2 separate regions of the Mus musculus genome follow, and region 1 is linked to region 2. The links are chromatin loops, found by intact Hi-C in ENCODE. Cell type or tissue: heart. All regions are shown on one strand. Each heading gives the region's core, and the rest is flanking DNA. Links, peaks and the distances in the headings are about the cores only. Region 1 holds the start of Art4 (ADP-ribosyltransferase 4). Region 2 holds the start of H4f16 (H4 histone 16).

What was found. Hi-C counts contacts between places; a loop is a spot of excess contacts. Peaks named below come from ENCODE experiments on the same cell type or tissue, not always from the same donor. Only the 100,000 strongest peaks of a DNase experiment are listed, where the experiment ranks them.
Region 1: it touches region 2 in a loop (4-fold over the local background); 1 of 42 quality-filtered maps calls a loop at or near these places.

What each region holds. Positions count from the first base shown.
Region 1 is chr6:136,853,858-136,859,235 of GRCm38, forward strand. Art4 (ADP-ribosyltransferase 4) reads right to left here and starts at 3,743. Exons shown (of 3, transcript NM_026639.2): 1 at 3,306-3,743; 2 at 495-1,203. The coding sequence starts at 3,386. In heart, for the core only: a CTCF peak has its summit at 3,363; DNase peaks (open chromatin) are centred at 2,664, 3,384, 3,874 and 4,194; H3K4me3 peaks cover 3,049 bases; H3K27ac peaks cover 4,467 bases.
Region 2 is chr6:136,802,234-136,807,611 of GRCm38, forward strand. It overlaps H4f16 (H4 histone 16), which reads right to left and starts at 2,198. Exons shown (of 1, transcript NM_175652.3): 1 at 1,760-2,198. The coding sequence starts at 2,146. The coding sequence ends at 1,835. In heart, for the core only: no CTCF peak of the experiment used is centred there; DNase peaks (open chromatin) are centred at 1,628 and 2,228; H3K4me3 peaks cover 2,520 bases; H3K27ac peaks cover 3,068 bases.

The DNA.
Region 1 (5,378 bases), core at 254-5,253, 52 kb after region 2:
AGGGGGGTAAGTTACAATAAGATATTGTGGGATGGGGAGAGTGAACGTTTAAAATACTTTTGGCTTATTATAAATTCAGTGGTACCACAGGTATGTATATATAGGAAAGAAACATCATTTTGTAGAGTTTGGTAGTACCTAGGTTTGCAACCAACTTCTGGGTTGCTGGAACATAGCCCAGTGGATAAGGACCTAATACAGTACCACTTCAGAGACTCTTTTTTTTTTTTTAAAGGTAGAAGAGGGAGGGACATGAAGCAGAACGTAAACTTAGGTGGTCAGTTCCATCATTACTGGGGACAGGTTTCCCTGTTTTCAACTCCCTACTCCTAGCCCACTCAGAAAAAGAAAAAGGAAGAAAAAGAAAAAGAAAAGGAAAAAGAAAACGAAAAAGAAAAAGAAAGAGAAAAAGAAAAAGAAAAAGAAAACCCTTCTATAAATGAAGATTGATTTCTGACTCTTCTATGTACAGACCCAATTTAGAGCAAGCTCACCTTTTAGCAGCTGGCAGTTATACGTGCTCATGTTCCCAGCAGACCGCAAGTTTATCAAATCTCCTTTGGGGCTGCCGCTCTTACTTACGACTTCAAATAACTCATAGGGGGGGATCAAGACTTCCTTCCTGAGAGAGAAGTCTTGCACAGAGGCACCCAGACAAGTGAAAATGGTAAACAGGGTTTGGTTTCCAGACACCCGTGTCTCTTCCTTTAGCAGGGAGGCAGAGAGGAACTGGCCGAATCGAATGGTGGAACCTACGTTGGCTCCAATGCTCACATCCTTCATCCCGTGGTACACCTTGTAACACAGACTGCCGTTCTTTGTAGAGCTGTCTTTCCTCAGCAGCTGGATGGCTGAGGTGAGGTAGTAGTGCAGATACTTGAAGTGGAATGACTGACTGTACTGCCCAGGAGATCCCGCAGCCCTGGCCATGGCCTTGGCCAAGTCAGAGCTCACATTGAGATTCAGGGTGAAAACCACAATGGCCACAGCATGCACCGGGGTCATGCTCTCCGGGAGGGCCTTTGCCTGGTTCAGCCAGGTTAGGTGGGCTTTTTGCCATGCTCTGGAGTAATACTTATGAGTATCTACTTCCTTTATGAAATAGTCTCCTTGATTTAGCTCCTCCACCATCTGTTCGCTACAGCCTTGGTATTGATCATCAAAGGAATCAGGTGTCAAGTCCACGTCGACCTTAAGAGGAGCCTATGAGGAAAAGAAACCTCGATTTACATTATTCAGATCAGATGGAAACAAGGTTGCAGATTTTTGTGCCCAACAGAGCTGGCTGAAGTATTTTACACGGAATGCTCAAGCTGTGCCCACTATAATGACTCCATGCTATTCCTACCTGGTCTGGGGTTGTTATTATTCATAAATGGCACAGAAAACTCCAAGGCTCATCTCCCCAGGGAGGAAGTGTTCTTTACCTTAGAACTCATGGTGTTTCCATATTTGAGTCTGTTGACAATAAAGCACTAACCTTCTGGTTTATCTACTTTCCACTTCTTCAGTTTCTTCCTCCTCCTATTCTCTCATGCATGTCATAAAGCATGCTCAGAGCTGGGGGGGGGGGTGGCTTATGCTTATCGTCCTTAGAAGGCCGAAATACAAGAGGTGCTGTGAGTCTGAGAAGGCTTGTGAGTTCAAGGCTGGCCTGCATTGCAATGGGGGGCTCTGTCTCAGCCTAACCAAACTAAAACTAAAGCAAGCTTATATTCATACATATAATTTTAACTGTACATTTTGCTATGTGTGTGCATGCACAGAGAAGCCAGAGGTCAATGACATAGGTCTTGCTCCATTACTCTCCACTTTATTTTTTGAGACAAGGTCATGCCCTAAGCCAAGAGCTTTGCAGTTTAGCTGAGTGGTTGGCTAGTGATCTCTGGAGCAACAGGGATCGGCCCGTCTCTGCAACTTTTTCTCACTGCCCAAGCTAGGCTTCCAGATGTGCATTCCTCCACTCCTGGGTTTTATGTGCATTCTGGGGACCCGAACTCAGGTCCTCACCCTTGTGCATCAAGCCCCGTTAACCACCAAGCCATCTTTCCAGCCACCCTATCGTACATCTAGCGTTAGGTTTTCCAAGAGAGACTTCTGTAAATAAAAACCTTCTTGCTGACTTAGATTCTAGGACAAAAAGGAGGGGAAAAAACCTAAAGCAAACAAGGAAGCTGAAGTGTCACCTTCTTCCTCAATTAGCCCCCGGGTGCACACACACCTCTGGATCTGGTGGAAAGTTGGACTAAGAGTAAATTCCAGAGCCTGTCAGACTTGTCTCTCCAGCTACTGGCAGTGCAGGACTGAGACCTCTCAGGTAACAGCTTGTCTTGGGGGAGAAGCACTTATGCCACAGACATAAGACTAGCCAGGCTCCAGGGTGGAGAGCAGGGCAGAACCCGTGCATGCAGCTGCGCTTCCAAAGCTCGAGAAACAGCGTTTCAGGGGAGCAGTGGGGCCGTGCCTGGGAGCACCTCCTCTTGGTGAGCGAGGGGCTGGAAAGTACACCCCTCTTGGAGGTGGGGAAACAGTTGAATGTTGTCTAGAGGGTGCCGAAAGGAGGCTCCCTGGCTTCGGTCAGCTCGTTAGTGAGAACTGTATCAGCATCACCTACACTCAACCATTTCTGGGCAAAACAACGATGCTTTTCTCATGAGCAGCACTCACCAAAAGGCAAGATTCTGCCCAAGGCCAGCGTTGTTGGGGGCGGAGCTAGAGAACACACGGTTTGGTATTTTAACCGTGTGATTTATGATGTCATGCTGTCTAGTTACATACAATCTAGAGTCAATTTTACAGACTGATTGGATGATGTGAACCAGTGCACCAGATTTTAAAACAAGCTTCCATTAATCCAAGCCAAGAATCACATTCTGTCAAATATCAAAATGAACTCTGACACATTTTTAACATGTCTCCAGATCTCAAATGTTTCCTGTGTCACCCATTATCATTAGCTTATTTTTAGTTTATAGATATTTAAAATTAGGATACTCCAAATGTGTGCTATCTGTATAAAGCGGTTTTGAGTTAAACAGGTTAGTCTACATTATTGCCCCGGTGGAATCATTGCTTTAATACTTAAAAGAATCGGGAAAATAACTCAATGGCACTCACATCAATTATGCCAGATTTATGACTTAAAAATTTTTAATTTTTATAGCAATTTTCCCTGTCACTCTTTACTAACATTGTTTATTCTTAGATTGCCAGTGGCTAAGTTCTTAGCAATTAGGTGGCCCCCAGGTGAATAGCCTGTTGGTGCATCGTTGATCATGAGAGACCAACTTTTCGATAGCCCCTACCTCAGTGCTCCCCGCGGGTGTCTGCTGGACCCAGAGCAGTAGCAGCAGGGTGAGCTGCCCTCCTGGAAGCCACAGCGCCATCCTCCTGTCTGTAGCACTTGGTAGACACGTTCTCTTAGATCTACTGGTCAGTGGGCAGCTTGGTGGTTTGTGTCAGCAACACTTCTTTATTCTGAAAGCCTCGTCCCAGAATACGCTCTAGAGTCCTCCTTTGGCATTTTCTTTTCCGGCTGTGTCTGAGGTTCTGCTCCTGCCGCAACTGTGACTTCTGTTGAATATCAACAACCTCAACAACCGACAGTTTCCTCCAAGGTAGAAGTCTAGCGCCTTTGCAGTGTTGAAGTCTCCGCGAAAGGGCCAGATGTGCGCGGCACAGAATGGTTTTCAGTGTAAAGAAGGCAAAAACCGTCTCTCTGTCTAGTCGGCATGCAGGGGAATGCCAAGGGTCTGTTCAGGGTCAGGCTGTGCAGTTCAGCCTTGCCTTTCCCAGATCGACAAGAAAAGGCATGCTCCAGGAGTACTCGGGCCAAGTCCCATTATCTGCAGCCCCAGGCTTTCCCTGTGAGCCACTGCAGTGGCACATGAAGCGCAGCTGGGGAGATGCGATCTTAAGGTGGACCTGTGTCAGGCTCATCTGGCAGTGCTGATAGCCCTGCCCTGGAATGATTGCCCTCCAGCAGCACAGGCTTTTAATGTTGTGTGTTCTTTGCTGCCTCTCCACGGTGTGTTTGAAACATCCCCGTTCAGAGACGGGGGCTGTTGGAGTCACAGCTTTGAATGTTTATTTCTTTTGAGAGCTTCAGGTTTTCTATCTATTGTAATCTGCAATGAGGCCCGCAGGCAGGAGTTAAGTCCGACTTTCCACTGTTAACCACATTTCCTGCTCAAGTCTGGCTGTCCTTCCACTACTCCCGACCTTTCAGAGTCTGCTGGCTCGCAGACGTTGTTTATGTTCCCTGCCTCTTATCTAACTGTGACAAGAACCAAATTCCGTTCTTGGGAATTGTGGTCCTGCTTTCTTTTTACCACGTTAAATATTGGTCTGTCTGAAGTTTCCCAAGTCATAGAAGCATAAAAGAAGGAACGCTAATTATTCAAAATGATTGCTTGGAGAAAGCCACTATTTTGATTTACATTTTGGCTTTATACCCACAACACACACACACACACACACACACACACACACACACACACACAGAGCAGAAGTGAAATCACAAGACTTTGTATACTGTTTGTTTCCCATTAATGTTTTATTTATTTATTTGTTTGTTTCTCACAAGTGTGTGTGTGTGTGTGTGTGCTTGTGTGTGTGTTCAACTTGAGTGTCTTCCTACCCCTCACTCTCCACCTTAGTTTTTGATCCGGGCTTTCAGTGAACCTGGAGCTCACAGATTTGGTAGTGGATTGAGAAGCCCCGTGTCTGCGTCCCCATACTAGGACTGCAGGCGCGTGCTGCGTTTGTTCTGTTGTTGCTCTGCCTGATGAGTTCCTGTGAGCTGCATGGCCAGTGCCTTCCCAGCAGAGCCGTCTTTCCAGCCCTAATGATTAATTTTTCAAGGGTTTTTTTCAAGATAGTGTCTCATATATCCGAGGCTGGTTTTGAACTCAATATGGAACTGAGGCTGACACTCAATCTTTGATCCTCTGTCTCTATCTCCTGGGTACTGGAATAGCAGGGGTAAGCCATCATAACCTGTTTCTATGGTACTGGGGGGTCAGACTGCCAGGCCTTTATGCTAGACAAGCACTCGACCAATGCAGCTGCATCAGCAGCCAGCACTGTAACATTTACTATTAATGTGTGTGTGTGTGTGTGTGTGTGTGTGTGTGTGTGTGTGTGTGTGTGTAGCTCGAACTTGCCTTGAATTCTTGATTCTCTGTCCCTGTCTCAGGAGTGCTGGGATTACAGATGTGCTCAAGAGCTCCAAACTTAAGATAAAGCCATGTTTACTGTTTCCCACTAATACCTAATACTTGACAAAATTGACTAGCTGCTCAGGATCAGAATAGGTGCATAGGTGGAGACATCGGAACTAGCGAGGATTAGGCAAGGGCAAGCATAGAGAATGTACC
Region 2 (5,378 bases), core at 108-5,107:
GTCCCTTTTAAGGAGAATTATCCTCCGCCTAGGACGTATTACTCCCTGATTGGCTGCAGCCCATCGGCCCAGTTGTCATCACGAGAAAGGCAGAACACATGGCGGGAAAACTGCCCCTGCACGTGTGCAGATTATGTTTACCACTTAGAACACAGCTGTCAGCGCCATCTTATAATGGCAAATGTGAGGGCGGCTTCCCACACAATTTTGCTTAATATAGTGATTTCTGTCCCGTCCATCATCTTGTCAGTGTAAGATTTCTGTTTTTCTTACCACTAAGTAACTTTCCATCCGGGCAGGTGACATGGCAGTTTCTAATTTAAGCCTTTTGAGAGAAATGATTTCCACAGTGAATGCACAAATACTTTTGTTGCTGTTGTTATTTGTGTAATAATAAATGATATTTAAGTTTCATTTTTTTGTTTCATTTCTTTTTGCTAGTAATAGTTATAGATGTTTGATTATCTCAAATAATCAAAACTCAGATTAAAAGAGGGGTGATAATCATTATTATTACATTTTGTGTTTCATAGTTTGATAGAACATGTGACTTTATAAGAAAATAAAAACCATATAACTGTAACTGAAATATTTCTCAAGACAGAAAAATAAACATCTCATTTTTCACTTGCTTTAAGAAAATGAGTTCACTAGACTAATGGTATCAGTGTTATGTATGCTCAGACTCTAGAAGTGAAGTGTCAGCCCACAGGGGCAGAGAAGACTCTCGCAAAAACAAAAAACAAAACAAAACAAAACAAACAAACAAACAAAAACACCAGTGGCACATAAAACGAGGTTGTGTAAAATCGCACAGAGCAGAGTTCAAATCTAGGCTCCAAAATTTTAGCCTTCGTTGTCTCATCCACAGCTGTACTCACTATCAACACTTAAAATAAATCTGCTGAAAGACCGCACCAAGTTTCTGCCACACAGAAAGCATTGAACACGAGATAACCATATCTTAATGAAATGCCAGGTTCCTGCTCCAGGAACTGTAGGAACAGTCTCCTATTTCTTCAGCCAGTGAGAAGACCCGTAAACATCAGATGTAAAAACCTAGAGATCTGAAAAACAAAACTACCGTTTTGAGTAATGTGTACAGAAAGCCGGTAAGCAGACCTGAGTCCAGGGGCCTAAGGAAGCGACTTCCTGGATCCAGAGTTAAACCCATCTGGGTATGGAGCATCGAATACAAGTACTTTGAAGGAGCAGCAAGGGCTGTGACTAACCTACTCTGAAGACTTAAATGAGACACATATGGTCTGTGGAAGCTGAAACAGAAGGACCACCGAAAGACTTATACCAGCCTGAACTAAATGGTAGACATCCGAGTGCTCCTCTTCCCCCAAACCCACGTGCTTAAGGCAGAGAAACAGCTACAGCTGAGAAAGCCAAGTTTAAGCTACAGGGTGACTTTATTGTGGGGTTCCAAGCCTCCACACCTGCCCTCATTCAGGTCCACTGTCTCTACAGGAGCTTTTTTCCCCTTTTTAGAGCGTCCGCAGAGGCTGCACCCTAGCACTCTGGGGCTGTCAACTCAACAGACACCTAAAAAAACTCATTCACGCAGACCACTCCGCAAGCATTCTGAGCAGGTCCCAGGCGGTAGGCGGGGCCACCAGCCCAAGTCCTCCAATGAAAAAGTGCACCCAGGCAGCTCAATTTGCATACAAGACAAAGCATACCAAATACAAAAAGTAATGAGACGCTCATAACTAGTGAGAACTACAAATGTCCACAGCTCCTTTCTGATGCTTTGTGGGCCCTGAAAAGGGCCTTTGTGGATGGGGGAAGCCGGCCAAGGGAACGGCCTAGGCACAGGAGGGCTCGCTTAGCCGCCGAAGCCGTACAGAGTGCGGCCCTGGCGCTTGAGCGCGTACACCACGTCCATAGCCGTAACCGTCTTGCGCTTGGCGTGCTCGGTGTAGGTGACGGCGTCGCGGATCACATTCTCAAGGAAAACCTTGAGGACACCGCGAGTCTCCTCGTAGATGAGACCCGAGATGCGCTTCACGCCGCCACGCCGAGCCAACCGCCGGATAGCGGGCTTGGTAATGCCCTGGATGTTGTCGCGGAGAACCTTGCGGTGTCGCTTGGCGCCACCTTTCCCCAGACCCTTGCCGCCTTTTCCTCGTCCTGACATATTAGTAAACAACCTAATAAAGAGACAGGAGAAACTACAGTAATCCGCCGCCGAGCAAGAGCTTATATTTCCTGGGAGCGGACCTGATTGAAAACAGCAAGGAGTGGGCGGAGCTCTAGACTCCACCCCCTGGCTCTTTGTGCTCTGCTGTCTCCCAAGAACCATAAAACCCTTTCGGTTCCCTCTCCAAATTCCAGGAACCCTAGCACATTTGAAAGTTTAAATAATATAAGGTAACAATCTATTTCTCCTCTTTTTTTTTTTTAGCACAAATAAAAACGGCGCATCATGCTTGTTATCTTCAGTGCACGCTGATTCGGTATTTTCTAAGCAGCATGCTTGTTTTTACACAACTTTAATGTGAAAATGAAAAGAAGCTAGCAATAGAAATCTAGCTTACTAGGTCTTATACCGAAGCAGTTTACATTTTCACGAGAGAGTCTTTTGAGGGGATAGAAGTGTTTTAGTGCCTTTCTTTTGTGGCCACGATAAGAAAATTATGCTAGTTCCCACTTCCTATTTGGTTTCAACTGTTTCTGCAGTGTATGGATTTTCTGCTCCTGCATTGCAAACACATTGGTATTCGCTTTTCAGCCAATTGTTCCTATAGTTACTTAGCTGAACTATTGTAACTTGTCATTTAGATCCGAGGTCCTTGTTGCTTGCGTTTAAAAGAGACCTGGTGACTCACATCTGTAATTTAGGCTCTCCGGAGGCTGAGGCAGGATTGCCAAGAGCTGGGGCCAGCCTAGGCTAGACAGACTCAAATACATTTCCCCTCCTCCCCACTCAAATAGCTTGTAAAGTACCAGAAGTCAAAAGCATGACTCCGAATAACAGGACTGTCCTTAAGTTTGTTTCGTTTTTAAAGACAGCAGGTTTTGGGCTGGAGAGATGGCTCAGTGGTGAAGAGCACTGACTGCTCTTCTGAAGGTCCTGAGTTCAAATTCCAGCAACCACATGGTGGCTCACAACCACCTGTAATGAGAACTGATGCCCTCTTCTGGTGTGTCTGAAGATAGCTACAGTGTACTTACATATAATAAATAAATAAATCTTAAAAAAAAAGAAAAAGGCAGCAGGATAAATGCGTTTAGTTTGTAGTACTTTACAATTCCCATTAGTTCCACAACTCAAACAGCATTTCATTTGTTTGTCCCCTCCCTGTCTCTTAGAGATTGAGCTCTAGGATAGCTGGAGGGGGAAGAAGCCTTAATCATTGAATTTTACCTCATGATTTTAAATCCCTTGCTCTTCAGAATTCTTACCAAAATGAAAGCTGCTGCCAGAATACTTATTCAAATTTGTAAAACTGTGTGTCAACAAACAAACAAACAATCAACAACAACACACACAAAAAAAAGAGAGAAAAGCAAAAAGAAAGCAAAGAGACCTTTCCATAAACATACATTTAAGATGGTTTACAGAAGATATTCTAGAGCTTTCTTCCCCAAAACTGCACCAGAGGTTTCCATACACATTGACTTAGAATATATAACCTATCGAATGCTTAGGAGCATTAGATAGTATATGAAAGTCAGCTGTTAGGTGGTACAGCCAGGATTCTGAGGAAGTTGGCTCCGGGATACCTCCTTGATGGTGGAGTATATTGTTCAGATCCAAAGGTGTATGGGGGACCCCAGCTCCTGGTTAGCTCATTACTGTGCTAGGAAATAAAGATGTACATAGATAGAAGTACATGGGGTTGGTTTTTCTCTGTGTGTGTTTAATATTTTGTATCTTGGGACAGGATCCTATGTAGCTCAGGCTAGGTGGGAACTCTCTCTGTAGCTAACGATGGACAATCTTCGATGGACAATCTTGACTCTCCTGTCCACGCCTCCTTTATACTAAGATCACAGACAGGCCCCACTTCACTTGGTTCTGTGGAGTTTATTTAAATAAAATCGCAATTAGACTAAGGAGAGGGTAAATTTATGATATTTTAATTAAATGGATACAAAAAAACCTACATGACATTTAATCAGCGTTTGACATTACTTAGTTGTGTAATTTCAGAAATGCAGTAAACTGAAGTACCGGAGTGAAACAGTGGAAGAAAAACACTTTAGTTTGTTTCAAATGTCAAGGGCCTATCATATGAATCATAAGAACAAGTTGAGGGATTCTGTTTCCAGTGTCTTGGCCTAAGAGTAATCTAAAGTCTCGATGGAGCACCAAGTGACAACCTCCAGCAGGCAGGCAGGCAGAGGCGAAGGGTCCTCCCCTCTGGAATCCAGTGGTTCTTCTCCGGCTCATACACAGCCCCAGAGCCACGTAATGTTAATATCCTATCAGATTCATCCATGCTATCCACAAGGACTGCATTCCTGCCTAGTCTGTGACTATGGCCTCGAGGCCCTGAGAAGGAAGGGACTGTCCCCAGGAGCAGCAACAGTGTCCAAAGACCAGCCTCATGTGGTATAGGTAGGACAGGCCAAAGAACCAGCTTTTGTCCCAGGCTGGTGGCTGCACACAACTTTAATCCCAGCATTAGGGAGGCAGGCAGATCTCTGAGTTGAAGGCCAGCCTGGTTTTTATAGTGAGTTCCACGGCTGCCAGGGCTACAGGAAGAAAAGTCTCAAAAACTAAAACAAATAGAAAACCTACAAAGCTTCTTTTGCAGCTAGCTCTCCAGGTGGGTGTGTCAAGGAGCAGATGACGAAAGCTCGTTCTAGGAGGGCAGAATTCAGCCAAGGAGCTATGGCTGAGCCGGAATTGCTGTGGCACTCACAAGCACAGACCCTGGAGTCAGATAGTCAGATTTGAAAGTCGCCCCTGGCTATACTGGAGACTAATTTCCATGAGTATGGTATGAGGGAACAGAGGTGCTCTTCTCTGGGCTTCCGGTTTTTGATTGTTTCCAGGTAGTTTCTCTCTTAGGCCAGGCTCAATTCAAGTTCTCCATACTCCTGCATCAGCTGGGTTTATAGGCACTGAACACCATAGTCTGCTTACTGTTGTATTTTATTTAAAAAAAAAAAAAAAAAGCCGGGGACGTTTGGTGGAGGAGCGTTATTGTGCACGTAGGGGGTAGAGGGGGTGCGGCCCATGCTGAGGTACCAGCCACAGGACGGTATAGTAGTTTATTTAGGGCATGAGGTGAGTTGAGGGGGTAGTAGCGAGAGCGAGAGAGAGAGAGAGAGCGAGAGCGAGAGCGAGAGCGAGAGAGAGAGAGAGAGAGAGAAAAGGCCGAGGGGGTGTGCGGGTGGAGGCCGGCCATGAACACGTG